Regions from separate parts of the Mus musculus genome. Here region 2 is linked to region 1. A link is a loop called in an ENCODE intact Hi-C map of the cell type or tissue named here. Cell type or tissue: gastrocnemius. All regions are shown on one strand. Links, peaks and the distances in the headings refer to the core of each region. The heading gives the core; the rest is flanking DNA. Region 1 has its middle 25 kb from the start of Gm26344. Region 2 has its middle 11 kb from the start of Gm31651.

What was found. Hi-C counts contacts between places; a loop is a spot of excess contacts. Peaks named below come from ENCODE experiments on the same cell type or tissue, not always from the same donor. Only the 100,000 strongest peaks of a DNase experiment are listed, where the experiment ranks them.
Region 2: a loop joins it to region 1, with 3 times the contacts of the local background. A loop is called at or near these places in 8 of 42 quality-filtered maps.

Annotation. Positions count from the first base shown.
Region 1 is chr3:116,039,435-116,042,359 of GRCm38, reverse strand. No RefSeq gene overlaps it. Among named protein-coding and RNA genes, the nearest start is that of Gm26344, 25 kb to the left of the region's middle. In gastrocnemius, for the core only: a CTCF peak has its summit at 1,399; no DNase peak of the experiment used is centred there.
Region 2 is chr3:116,208,124-116,211,048 of GRCm38, reverse strand. No RefSeq gene overlaps it. Among named protein-coding and RNA genes, the nearest start is that of Gm31651, 11 kb to the right of the region's middle. In gastrocnemius, for the core only: a CTCF peak has its summit at 1,577; no DNase peak of the experiment used is centred there; H3K4me3 peaks cover 75 bases; H3K27ac peaks cover 522 bases.

The DNA.
Region 1 (2,925 bases), core at 255-2,754:
ACCATGAACTTTGTGAAGAGGGGGAAAGTCTCTCCTGCAGAAGGAAGTTTCTTCGGCTTCCATCCTTCATGGTTCCTCTTCCCCACCATCCTGTCTTCCTTCCATCTCACAGTCTGTATATAACTTTGCCTCCTCAAATCGTACATACATCAAACACAAAGCTGTGTTTAGAAAGAAAAACTACAACTCTAATTTCTCTAAACTAAATCGAGGGTTTCAATAATTGTCAATTTAGGGGAAAGAAGATGAAAACTACCGAAGGTAACAGTACCTATGACATAAACCATCCATGTTGGGCTTAGCGAGATGTCTCAGCAGGTGAAAGCGCTTGCCACAGCCTGATAACCTGATTTAGATCTCCAGCACCTATGCGGTTAAAGGATAGAACCCACTCTCCCAGATTGTTCCCTTACTTGGACATGTTCGACATGACATATACAAGTCCCCCAAATATTAATCATTCTAAATCTATAAATACACTTTTATGTTATTTTGAAGTTGCCACACACTTTTCCAAGTATCATTTTTATGAACTTATAATATTCTATGTAATCCAAGTAAACATTATTCTAAGGAGTCTCTAGACATCTCCAAATGAATTCGCTCCAAATGTATTTGGCAGAGAAAGGTTAAGACTTCCTTCTGGCTCATTGTGTGAGCCATGCATCTGTTTCACTCTCTTAAGTTGTTTTTTTTCTGTGTACTCCTGCCCTTACTTCTGTCTGTAAGTCCCAACTGTCACCCTGTGTTCCTCCAAAGCAAACATCCATGTGACTTCATGTGCTTCTCAATTGTTCTGACCATTCTTTGGACCCTTCACTTTTCACCCAGTCTTAAGATGTAAGAATGTCGTAAGTTCTGATCACCCACTTTCCCACCATCAGCAGACACTATTGAGCAGAGGGTACCGTGCGACCCAGCTTGCTATTGAGCACTGACAACTGGCAGCAGTTTGTCATTTGAGGGCGATAGTCAAAAGAGAAGAAACTTACCTGGAAGTTGCCAAACAGCATGCGAGTTGCTTTGCTCAGGCTAAAGTTTATGGCATGTGAATTCCCTGAGGCTCATCAGGCGGTTACATAGAAAAGAGAGGAAACTCCATTAAAGGACTGAGTTTGCCAAGGTTGGGCAAACACTGTTTGTAAAGCTGTGACTGCATTTTCTGACAATCTTCGAGACATTAGACACAGTGAAGTGAAGCACATCTTGTTCTCTGTCTTGATGGATTCAGCACAGTTGCTTAGAGCAGGTGGAATACTTAGGATATTTTCATTTCTTGAATCTGTCTTGAATGTGATGTTGATGATCACTGTAGGTACAAATATTAGGCAAACAATCATTTTGCTCTGAGCTGTTGATTTTTTTCATAAATGAATGCATGACACCTGCTGGTTGACTGTGGAGTTTACCTAGCTTATTGAAGTGAGGTTTATGAATTTTGCATACACTGAAATCCATCAATTGGGAATGTACGAGGCTATGTGTTTTCGATCAGTATGTGTGCTTACATAACCACCATCACAATCAGGATACAGAAACGGTCATTTCCCATGGTTTCCCTGCACACATTTGTAGTCAAGTCCATCTTCAGGACCAGGTGAGCACTGACTTGCTTTCTGTTCTAATAGTGTCATATGTTCTAAAATGTCATGTGCAGGAGTCATGGTATGTAGTTCTTTGTGCCTGCCCTCGTTTCTTTAACCTAATGCTTTGTAGATTCAGTCTTGCTGGTGCAAATATCAGTAGTTAGCTGTGTTTATCCTTTAATAAATAATAGAAATTTGGGTTATTTTCATGCTCTCTCTCTCTCTCTACACACACACATATGTTCACCTGTGTTGTGTACTTTTAAACTTGGCATGTAGTTGTACATATTTATGAAGCACAGTGTGGCATTTTGATACATTTTAACAAAATGCAATGACCAGAGATTGACAATCAGCCTATCCATTGTTTCTGTAATTAACCATCTCTTTGTATTGAAAGCATTCAGATCCTCTCTACTAGCTATTTTGAAATATTCAATTAGCTGTTTTCCACCACAGTTACCCCACTGGGCTACAGAACACTAGAAATCATTCAGTCCACCCACCAGAAACCTCAAACTAGCTATACCCTCCATTCATTCTTTCCTCCCTGAACCTTCTCCTTGGTAACCACTGTCCTATTCTATAGAAAGTTAAATTTTAGCACACATACATGCAAGTGAGAGCAAGTGACATCTGTCATTCTGTGTCTGATGTATTTACCCAACACAGTGCTCTCCAGGTCCATCCATGCTGCTGCATGTTATAGATTTTACTCTTTTTGTGACTGAATAGTAGCCCAGCATGAATAATAACACATTTTCTTTACTCATTCATCTGCTGTTGGACACTGGAGACGATTCCATAGCTTAGCTACTCTTGGCAGAAGAGTATTGCAGTAACCAAGGGAGGGAAGATGACTCTTTGTAGTGACAATTTTGGAATTCTCGTTTCTTTAAAAAACACAGAAATATTATAAGAATTTGTTTTTGGTTTAATCCTAGGGATGTGATACAGGGTAGCTTCAGACAGCTGACTATGATTTGCCTCGTGCTTTAGCAGGCGTGTGATTTGGGCAGCTGTAAACAGTTGCTGCAACGGTATGCCATTTGGATTCTGGGAACTTTTCAGAGGGCATATAAATGCTAGGACCTTGAGAGGTGAGGTTGGTAGTTGGTGGGCTATGGTGGTTGTTGGTCATTCAGGGGTGGTGGTGGTTGAGGGTTATTAGTAGTTGTGATCAAAAAAAGAAAGAAGAAATTAGGTTCAGGGATCTTTTCCTCTCTCCTCTTTATTCTTTTTTTTCCCTCTCCTGTCTAGTGTTAGGGAGTTGAAGGGGTGGATAAAGGGTGGCGAAGGGTAGAAGAAAAAGGAGCCTACAAAGTAGCACAGACCAGCT
Region 2 (2,925 bases), core at 251-2,750, 170 kb before region 1:
AATGTGAGAGAAGAGTCTGGAGCTGCATTTGTGTGGGGAGAGTCCCCTCCGTCTCTGACGCCGTTGGGTCACTAAAGGCTGTGTCTCTGGCTCCAGGCAGCACAGGCACAGGCGTGTGCTGGAGCCTCACTGTGTGCTGTAGTGCGTGACTGACCTTCAGGTTTCCAGCTAACCTCAGCTGACTTTTCTAATTTTCATCTTCCTTCCATGCTGGCAGAAATCCCGATTGCTTCCCTTCCTTTATTTCTCCCAGTGGAATAGAAGCAAGTCATAGACCAGAAAGTAGGAGGCTAGAGGAGACTGGTTGATTGAGGGGGAGAGCAAACTCGCTGGGATTTTGTTTTCCTATTTTTATGGGGGTGGGGGGGGAGAAAATTAAGCGGGCGTTTGTCATTGTGTTCATATGCAACCAGTTCTCTCAGAAATGTAGACTAGTTGATGAAACAATACCAAATAAACAGTGCTGTGCTTTATTCATTCAATCTTTTATTCATTCAGCAACAACGTAAATTATGAATCAGGAGACTAGAATGTATCTCCTGCTCAGAGCCTCACGGGGACTTCTACTAGAGGCAGCATGCACACTGTTAAGGGGATACCATGGAGTCTACCGTGTGGTTTATCTGATAGGAAGTGTGACAGTCTTGAAGGATGGCCTGGAACGGGATGACTCTGGCCAAGTAACAGAAGATCTAACATAGGCGTGATAATAAAACAGGGCAGACATGAGATCAGGACTATGGCTCAGTGTCGTTAGGGGAGTGCTGATGAAGGAAGGGAAACCTGAATGTGTGGGAAGGTTTGAAAGAGTGAGGGACAAGGAGATTTTAGGCTGGGAAAGCATACTGTATAGAAATAGAGACGTTTGCGCGTAAGGTGGGGGTGCTTAGGAGAAATGCATGATGGGAGTGTTCAAACCTACGATAAGCTAACTGGTCCGTAAAGCAGAAATTCTCAACACTTTGTGAGCCACATACTAGATAGTCTGCATATCAGACACTTACATTACAATTTTTTAAAAAGATTTCTTTCTTTCTTTCTTTCTTTCTTTCTTTCTTTCTTTCTTTCTTTCTTTCTTTCTTTCTTTCTTTCTTTAATGTATGTACACTGTCGCTGTCTTCAGACACTCCAGAAGAGGGAGTCAGATCTCGTTACGGATGGTTGTGAGACACCATGTGGTTGCTGGGATTTGAACTCCAGACCTTTGGAGAGCATTCGGGTGCTCTTACCCACTGAGCCATCTCTCCAGCCCCCTACATTGCAATTTGTAACAGTAGCAGAATTACAGCTATGAAGTGACAATGAAATAATGTTATTTTTGGGGCTCACGACAACACGAGGATCTGTATTAAAGAGTCACACCATCAGGGAGGTTGAGAACCACTGCAGTAGATGATCTTGCCTAACTCTAGGGCAAATCTCTAATGCTCAGCTGTCCCTGGAGGGATGGACATAGAGAAGTTTCTTCGTTTGCCTGTTTGTGCCTCAGGAAGCCCTGGCACGCTGCAGAAGACAACCCAGTTTCTTCAGTGACCGAGAACATCTGGGGATGGACTCCACCCCAGGAGAGAAGCTAGGTGGCACTACATTACTGCCCAGCTACTGCCCAGGGCATGTTTGATTTGAAACCAAACTTGATGGCTATAAACACGCAGTGAAGTTTTGAACTAGACATCCTAGAGAAAGCAATGTGGAGCTCTTTCTGCCAAGTTTATGCAATCGATCGTTATTATTTGGCTTAGCTACTACAGCTGCCAGAGCTGTGCTATCAAGGACATAATCCTATCTGCAGATGAAGATCGTTTTGTACTTTGCTATTCGAGAAATTCTTTGTTGAATTCTGGTAAGGACATCATTGACATGATTGTAGATAGGTTGCTCCTGAAGCTTACAAAAGACAGAACTGTCTATGGTTATTCTTCAGTTAGAATTCAAGAGAGAGGCCCAAAGGGGCTTGGTGGTAGAGATAAGAATCCCACCGAATGCTAAACAAGAGTTTTCCTGGGAAATCTGTTGCTGGCTGGATTTCTTTAAAGCATTTCTTCCAGGGAAAGTAGCATTAAGTACTAGATTAACTGAATGATGACCGGAACCTGCTAGTAAGCAGCCTTCAGCAAACAAACAAACAAACAAACAAACAGATAAACAAACCAAAATACAATAAATAAGCCATAACAACAGAATCAAAGCATTTGCCTCTACAACAAAGTGAGCCCGGGAAGAGGTCTAGATGTTCTCCATTGATGAAATATGGTGCTTTAGAATATAAGTTTGATCTAGATACATAATAGAATATAATAGGATATAAATATTATACATGTAATTGAATATAAATCTGATCTAGTAGAAGATAAGTCCCAGAGAAGAACAAAGGGCAAGGTTTAAAATGTAGCAGAGACTATCTGCGCTTGGCAGTTTGTTTTGAAACATTGTCCCTTCCCGGCATTTTTCTCTTGACTTGGAGTTACAATTTGTCATCAGTGGGACTGAACCAGGGCTTACAGTGCAGCGCAGCAGCAGAGCACTTGGTTAGGAAGTTCAGGACTCCGAGCTCAATTCCCAGCGCTGTCAGACAACTAACATAATGGTAGGATTGAACAAAATATTTAACCATAGTTCTGCCATCATTTGTGTCATCCATTGCCCCTCCCCCCCCCAAATGGGGTGGGGTGGGGTGGGGTTGATTCTTGCTACTTGTTAGCTGAATGAGATTTGGGGGTGTTGAAGAGTCATAGGAGCCAGTTGGGGTGAAAAATAAATTTCATAAGATCATGTAATGTGGAGAGAGCTGGGATTGGGACTCTGTGGTAAATTTTGAAGCACAGCAGAAAATAGATGTTCTTGAGAAGGTCAGAGCCAACCCAAGCCCCATGGTAAAATAGGGTTTTGTTAGACTCACAGAGCCCAAAGCAGGCAATGGGCAGA